2 separate regions of the Mus musculus genome follow, and region 2 is linked to region 1. Evidence: chromatin loops called from intact Hi-C (ENCODE). Cell type or tissue: heart. All regions are shown on one strand. Each heading gives the region's core, and the rest is flanking DNA. Links, peaks and the distances in the headings are about the cores only. Region 1 overlaps Gm51643 (a long non-coding RNA gene). Region 2 overlaps Rassf5 (Ras association (RalGDS/AF-6) domain family member 5).

Evidence for each region. Hi-C counts contacts between places; a loop is a spot of excess contacts. Peaks named below come from ENCODE experiments on the same cell type or tissue, not always from the same donor. Only the 100,000 strongest peaks of a DNase experiment are listed, where the experiment ranks them.
Region 2: it touches region 1 in a loop (4-fold over the local background); 3 of 42 quality-filtered maps call a loop at or near these places.

What each region holds. Positions count from the first base shown.
Region 1 is chr1:131,114,983-131,117,894 of GRCm38, reverse strand. Gm51643 (a long non-coding RNA gene) reads right to left here. Exons shown (of 2, transcript XR_003947991.1): 2 at 1,988-2,345. Among named protein-coding and RNA genes, the nearest start is that of Gm51643, 3.6 kb to the right of the region's middle. In heart, for the core only: a CTCF peak has its summit at 1,779 (motif pointing left); a DNase peak (open chromatin) is centred at 1,304; H3K27ac peaks cover 1,789 bases.
Region 2 is chr1:131,205,920-131,208,831 of GRCm38, reverse strand. The region is part of intron 2 of Rassf5 (Ras association (RalGDS/AF-6) domain family member 5); the gene reads left to right. Among named protein-coding and RNA genes, the nearest start is that of Gm28913, 38 kb to the left of the region's middle. In heart, for the core only: a CTCF peak has its summit at 1,168 (motif pointing right); a DNase peak (open chromatin) is centred at 1,085; H3K27ac peaks cover 479 bases.

The DNA of each region.
Region 1 (2,912 bases), core at 295-2,794:
TCTACCACACCCCCCACCTCTCACCTCCCCTTCCTCACCTCTACCACACCCCCCACCTCTCACCTCCCCATCCTCACCTCTACCACACCCCCCACCTCTCACCTCCCCATCCTCACCTCTACCACACCCCCCACCTCTCACCTCCCCATCCTCACCTCTACCACACCCCACCTCTCACCTCCCCTTCCTCACCTCCTCTCTGCACAAACCTGTTGTCATCTAAAGCTCATCACAGCTCTGACTTGGCATCAAGCTGTCAAGGCTCACTGAGCTGAATGTGTCTCTGGTTCTAGGATGAGGTGGATCAAGAGCACCCAGGAAGCCTGTTTACTAGTCACTTTCAGGTACTATAGGAAAATGAGGGAGGCTGTGAACTTTATAAATGGGGGAGCTGTAAGTCAGGGAGCAGGGCAGTGTTGTATGTTGAGCTTCTGGCTGACACTCCTGGGTGAGTTAGCTCCATTACAGTTGTGACTTTGAGACAGAGAGATGTATTGATTAGACAGCACCTAGGGCCGAGGCTCGTCTTGCCTGTTCATAATGACCTCACACTAGACCAAATGAGGGGTTTGTGAAAGCAGCTGAAGACACAGCATCAGTGATCCAAGTGCACTCTCTCAAGGTCTCGGCGCCCGCCCGTTACCTTACTAGACTCGCAACACAGGAGGTGCCACACCTAAGCTGTATCTAAATCATAGCGTCCTTCCTCCAACTTTGGCCCCATCCTCAAACAGGACAACAGGAGAACCGGATGGACCCTGCCGAGGCAGGTGGGACTTGGGAGCTGATAATCCTAGAAACAGCATGCAGCTCCAGAGATTTTCAGTCTTCCTGGTGTTCTTTTCCAAACGTTGTGGCTATTCCCCCCAGGCCTGATAGCTGAAGAACACTAAAAATAGGCCAGCTCATTTCAATTTAATTAGCCATTCCTCTGAGATCGCCAGATGGAACGAAGCAAAGACAGATGCGCTGGGGGCATCAGAAGTGGGAGTCGGTTCTAAATGTGGTTTTTGTGAGCCCAGACAAAGGCACGCTGCAGCCTGCGGGGACCACAGTCTGGCTGTTGCTCCTAGGTGCTGGCCAGGCACTGGGGAGAGCTGGTGGGTGAGGAGGGTTGGTAGGGGGTCTGCGGCTGGGGCAGGGGCAGAGAAGAGGCTCCAGGCCTCGGGAAAGCAGGCTACTTCCTCCTCAGGCTCGAATGTGTGGTCCCTGTGGAGGCACCTGCTTGTCTAGCTCCCGTCTTAGGGGTCTGTGGACAGGAAACATCCCACAGCAAGAAAGGGTTGGGATTGCCGCCAAGTGAGGTGAGGACTCTATTTCTGGAGCCCTTAAGAGTGGGAGAAACTGCCAGTTCCCCGGGGTCAGATATTTTCCTTATCTGAAAACAGGGTGACGTGCACAAAGTAAAATCAGGCAGCTCTTGGACAAAAGGGGTGGTGGTGGTGGTGGTGTTAAAAGGCCCTTAGAGGGCTGGTGAGATGGCTCAGTGGGTAAGAGCACCCGACTGCTCTTCCGAAGGTCCAGAGTTCAAATCCCAGCAACCACATGGTGGCTCACAACCATCTGTAACAAGATCTGATGTCCTCTTCTGGAGTGTCTGAAGACAGCTGCAGTGTACTTACATATAATAAATAAATAAATCTTTAAAAAAAAAAAAAAAAAAAAAAAAAAAAAAGGCCCTTAGAACCCAGAATTTATGCCCTTAACCAGCGGCTTCATAGTGCATAAAAGACCAGCGGTGTGGAACAAGTGCTCCCCCTGGTGGTGCACATAGGGATAAGCTTACCAGACGCACTTCATTAGTTTATTCAGCCATTCTCTATGTGATACAGTTTGTTCCCAAAACTCCAAACAAACGAATATGAGCCTGATGTGTGAATTAAGGATCGATCTCAGCTCTTTCTAGTTTCCCCTCCCCCTTTCTTCCCTTCTTTTCCCCCTCCGCCCCTCATTGATGGTTAGTCCCAAGCCAAGGGCATTTTTCTCATTTTGCAGGCTCATGTGAGCTATGATTTCATTGACTCCAGGATGAAGGCTGTGTGTGTCACTTTTCCTTTTGGCTCTCCTCCAAGGAGAAGAAATGGCCTTTTGTAACACCTTCGTGCAGCTTAGCTGGAACCTGAAGAATTGCTAGATTCCATACCCATGCTCTGGGGAGGCTGGGAGGAAGGATATTAACCACTGACCGAGAGCTCTGCTTTTGGTCCTGATGCCAGGGAGTGGTCTTCTCTGCTCAAAGCCAGCATCTCTGGCATTCATGCCTGGTCCTGTACTCCATGCTCCTCCTGGGTGACAGCCTTCTTTCAACCCGATCACGCATTACTTTACCGGCTGTCCAAGGTTGGCTGTCAGGAAAGGACGAGGGACCTGGGATTGTGGCACATAAACTGTGAAGACACTCCAAGATGTCTGTGCCCACTTGCCATGGTTCTTACAACCACAGAGCCATCCTCATCCTGGAGGTTTGTCCTTAGACTTCTCACTAGATGGAATCCTGTATCTGCCAGATACTGGGTGCCATGGATGAGAAACAACCCTGTGGAACCAATTCATGTTCTCCTTTAGGTAGACACTCTGTGGCTGAGTTTCTTTTGTTTTTGAGCTTGCAGACCAAGGTCTAGCTATTGCTTTCAGGCACCAGAAATGGCAGAGAGTCCTCCCCTCTGCTCCTCTTCTTCCCCGTTTCCCTGCTCACTCCTCCTCCCCTCATCCTCCTGCCTCCTTTGTCTTCCCCCTTCCTTTTTCTTCCCTCCTCTCATTCTTCTCCCTCCCCTCCTTCCCACCCCTCTTCTCCTTCCCCACCCTCCCATACCTTCCTCCCCTCCTCCCCCTTTCCTCCTCCCCCTTCCTTCCCCCTCCCTCTTCATCTCCCCTTCTTTCCTCTCTCCCCTTTCTTAGTGTCCCCTCCCCCA
Region 2 (2,912 bases), core at 141-2,640, 91 kb before region 1:
TTCCCATTTCTTCTACCCAGTAGACTCCTGAGCATCCTTCTGGAGAGACCATCTCCTCCAGCAGCAGTTCCCGGGCCACAGGCACTCTCTTGGCATAATCCTGCTTGGGGCCTTATAGCCCTGGCCTTGCTGCACATGACTTGTTTATTTCAGTACTCTGTGCATACGAGCGTTTTTTAAAAATTTATTTCTATTGACTTGTTTGTGTGTGTGTGTGTATGCTGTATATGTGCACATGTGTGTGTGGGTGCATATGTGTGTGCTGTATGTGTGCACATGTGTGTGCAGGTACATATGTATGTGCAGTATACATGCATGTATGTGGGTGGGTACATATGTGTGTGCACATGTGTGTGCAGGTACATATGTGCATATGTGGAAGCCAGAGATCGACTCTGGGCATTGTTCTCTGAGACAGTCTCCCTGGAGCTGGGGCTCACTGATTAAGCGAAGCTAGCTGGCCAGTGAGCTCCAAGAGCCACATCTGCAGCGCTGTGATCACAAGCATGTGCTACTATGCCCAGCTTTGTACATGTGTTTTGGGGATCAAACCTTTGGAGTGGGTAAAAGTCCACTCATCGATCTGACAACCCAAACTAGATATGGTCAGATGTCCTAAGGCAAGGGGGAAATTACTTCCTTCTGTGACCGGCTGTTCTAGAGGAAAGTATAGAGACTCCAAGCAGTAGATCCAAGGTCAAAGCCACAGCTCAGGTCCTTAGGTTTGTGTGGCAAGCAGCATCTGTGGGTGCATAAAGACCATGTCTCTCTGCAAGCACACACATTCATTCGACTAACCATAGAGGTCTAAGCCATTGTGCCACTGTGTAGGTGACCCTGTTCCATTTCACCCAATGGACAAATGACTTCCAGATCTCCAGAGTGGATCGACCTGGCTGGTGGCCCTTCAACCCAGGAGGTCTGTTTCCTTTCTGCCTACATTCCCACCCCCCAAACATCACACACCCCTCAAACAGACACACCCCTCCTCCCTGCTGTTCCTTAACGGAGCCCGCTACAGCTGAGAACTGACTCAGTTGGCAGGAGTTCAAATCTCCTGACTCCTAACCTGGAACTGCCTCCCACAGCACACTGTCTCCACTCCAGGCCCTGCTTTCCCAGGTCCTTCAGAAGAGGAGGGGCTGCCGTCTGTGAGCCCAGGACCACCACACGGGGGAGCCAGAGAAGAGGAAGAAAGGAGTCGCAAAGGACAAAAGTCTTTTTGTTTTTAATTTTTCATGCAGTGTATTTTGATTATATTCTTTACCCTTCTCCAAGCTTAATGGCTCTCTTCTTTGTCACAGAGATTCTTGGTGGATTTAATATATATATATATATATATATATATTTGTGTGTGTGTATGTGTGTGTGTATATATATATACACACACACATATATATATATATATATACACATACACACACACATACACACATACAGCCTGGAAATTCAAGTCCTGAAATTACCTGCTGTGACACTTTACCTGGATATACTCCTGTGTTTTGAAACTCTATCATTGGATACATGCAGTTTTAAGATTATTATGTCCTTATAATTGGCCCCTTTATCGATGTGAAGTAGCTGTCTTTATTCTTGGTAGCATTCTATGAATTGAAATACTTTCTTATAAAGTTACTGAACTTTTTTTTTTTGAGATGCTGGGAATTAAACTTGGGGCCTCACACATAGCAGGCAAGTGCGCTACCACTGAGCTAATATTCCCAGCATTGCGTTCTTTGAATTACTGTAAGCTTAGTATTTCTTTTTTCTTTATGTTTATAATATTTTAATCTATTTACTTTACATCTTGATTGCTGTCCCTGCCTCCCAGTCCCCCCTTACATAATCCCTTCCCCTTCCCCCCTCTTCTCCTCTGAGGGGGTGGAGCTCTGCCCCCCCCCCCCGTATGGCTATTTGCTTTTTGTGCTTGCATGCGTGCAAGCATGTGCATGTGGTGTTTGGGGTGGGGGGAACAAAAGCAGTGTCTGGATCCATACCATGTATACATGTAGAGGCCAGAGAGGGTGTTAGGTGGCTTTCTCTATCACTCTCTACCTAGTTAGTGAGAGACAGAGTCTCTCACTGAACCTGAAGCCAGCCATGTGTGCTGGGTGGCTGGCCAGGGAGTTCTTGGCTTCTGCAGGTCTCTGCCCTTTAATGCTGGAGTTCCAGGCATGCACAGTCATGTTTAAGTTCATGTTGGAGATTCAGACTTAGTCCCTCATGCTCGCAGGGGAGTGTTCTTACCCACTGAGCTATCTCCTCAACATTACAGTGTCTTCCTACAGCCGTGTGTTGTTAGCCATAGGGATGTGTTCTGAGAAACGGGATTTGTCAGTCTGTAAAGGTCATGTGTTGACACAAACTTTGGCATAGCTTGTTACACTCTTGGCTTGTGTCGAGTGTATGCAGATACATGCCTTCAGCCTCCCATGTCTGAAAAGGTCCTTGTTTCGTCTTTGGATTTGAGTTGAAAATTATAAACTGAAAGGCTTTTTCTTTTGTTACTTTAGTGTAAATTCATTTGATACACCAATGTCACTATTATCTCTCTTGTGGTTCTCACCTCAAACTGTTCTCTGTCTCGGGTCATCTGTATGTGGCACAGTCTCCTTCCCAGGCTGTGTCTACATCTCCCTCCCTGCCCCCCCCCTCTGGTTTTTAAGACAGGGTTTCTCTGTATAACCCTGGCTGATCTGGAACTAGACCAGGCTGACCTTGAACTCAAAGATCCTCCTGCTTCTGCCTCCTGAGTGCTGGAATTAAACGTGTGCGCCACCACCTGGCCCGCTCTTTGCTGTGGCTTTTGACTATTTGAGTATCATGTGCTTTGCTGGTGGATGTTTCTTTTGCTTGGGGTTCATTCGCTTTGTTGGCTGTGTGGATTTATGTTGCCCTCAAAATTGGGAAAT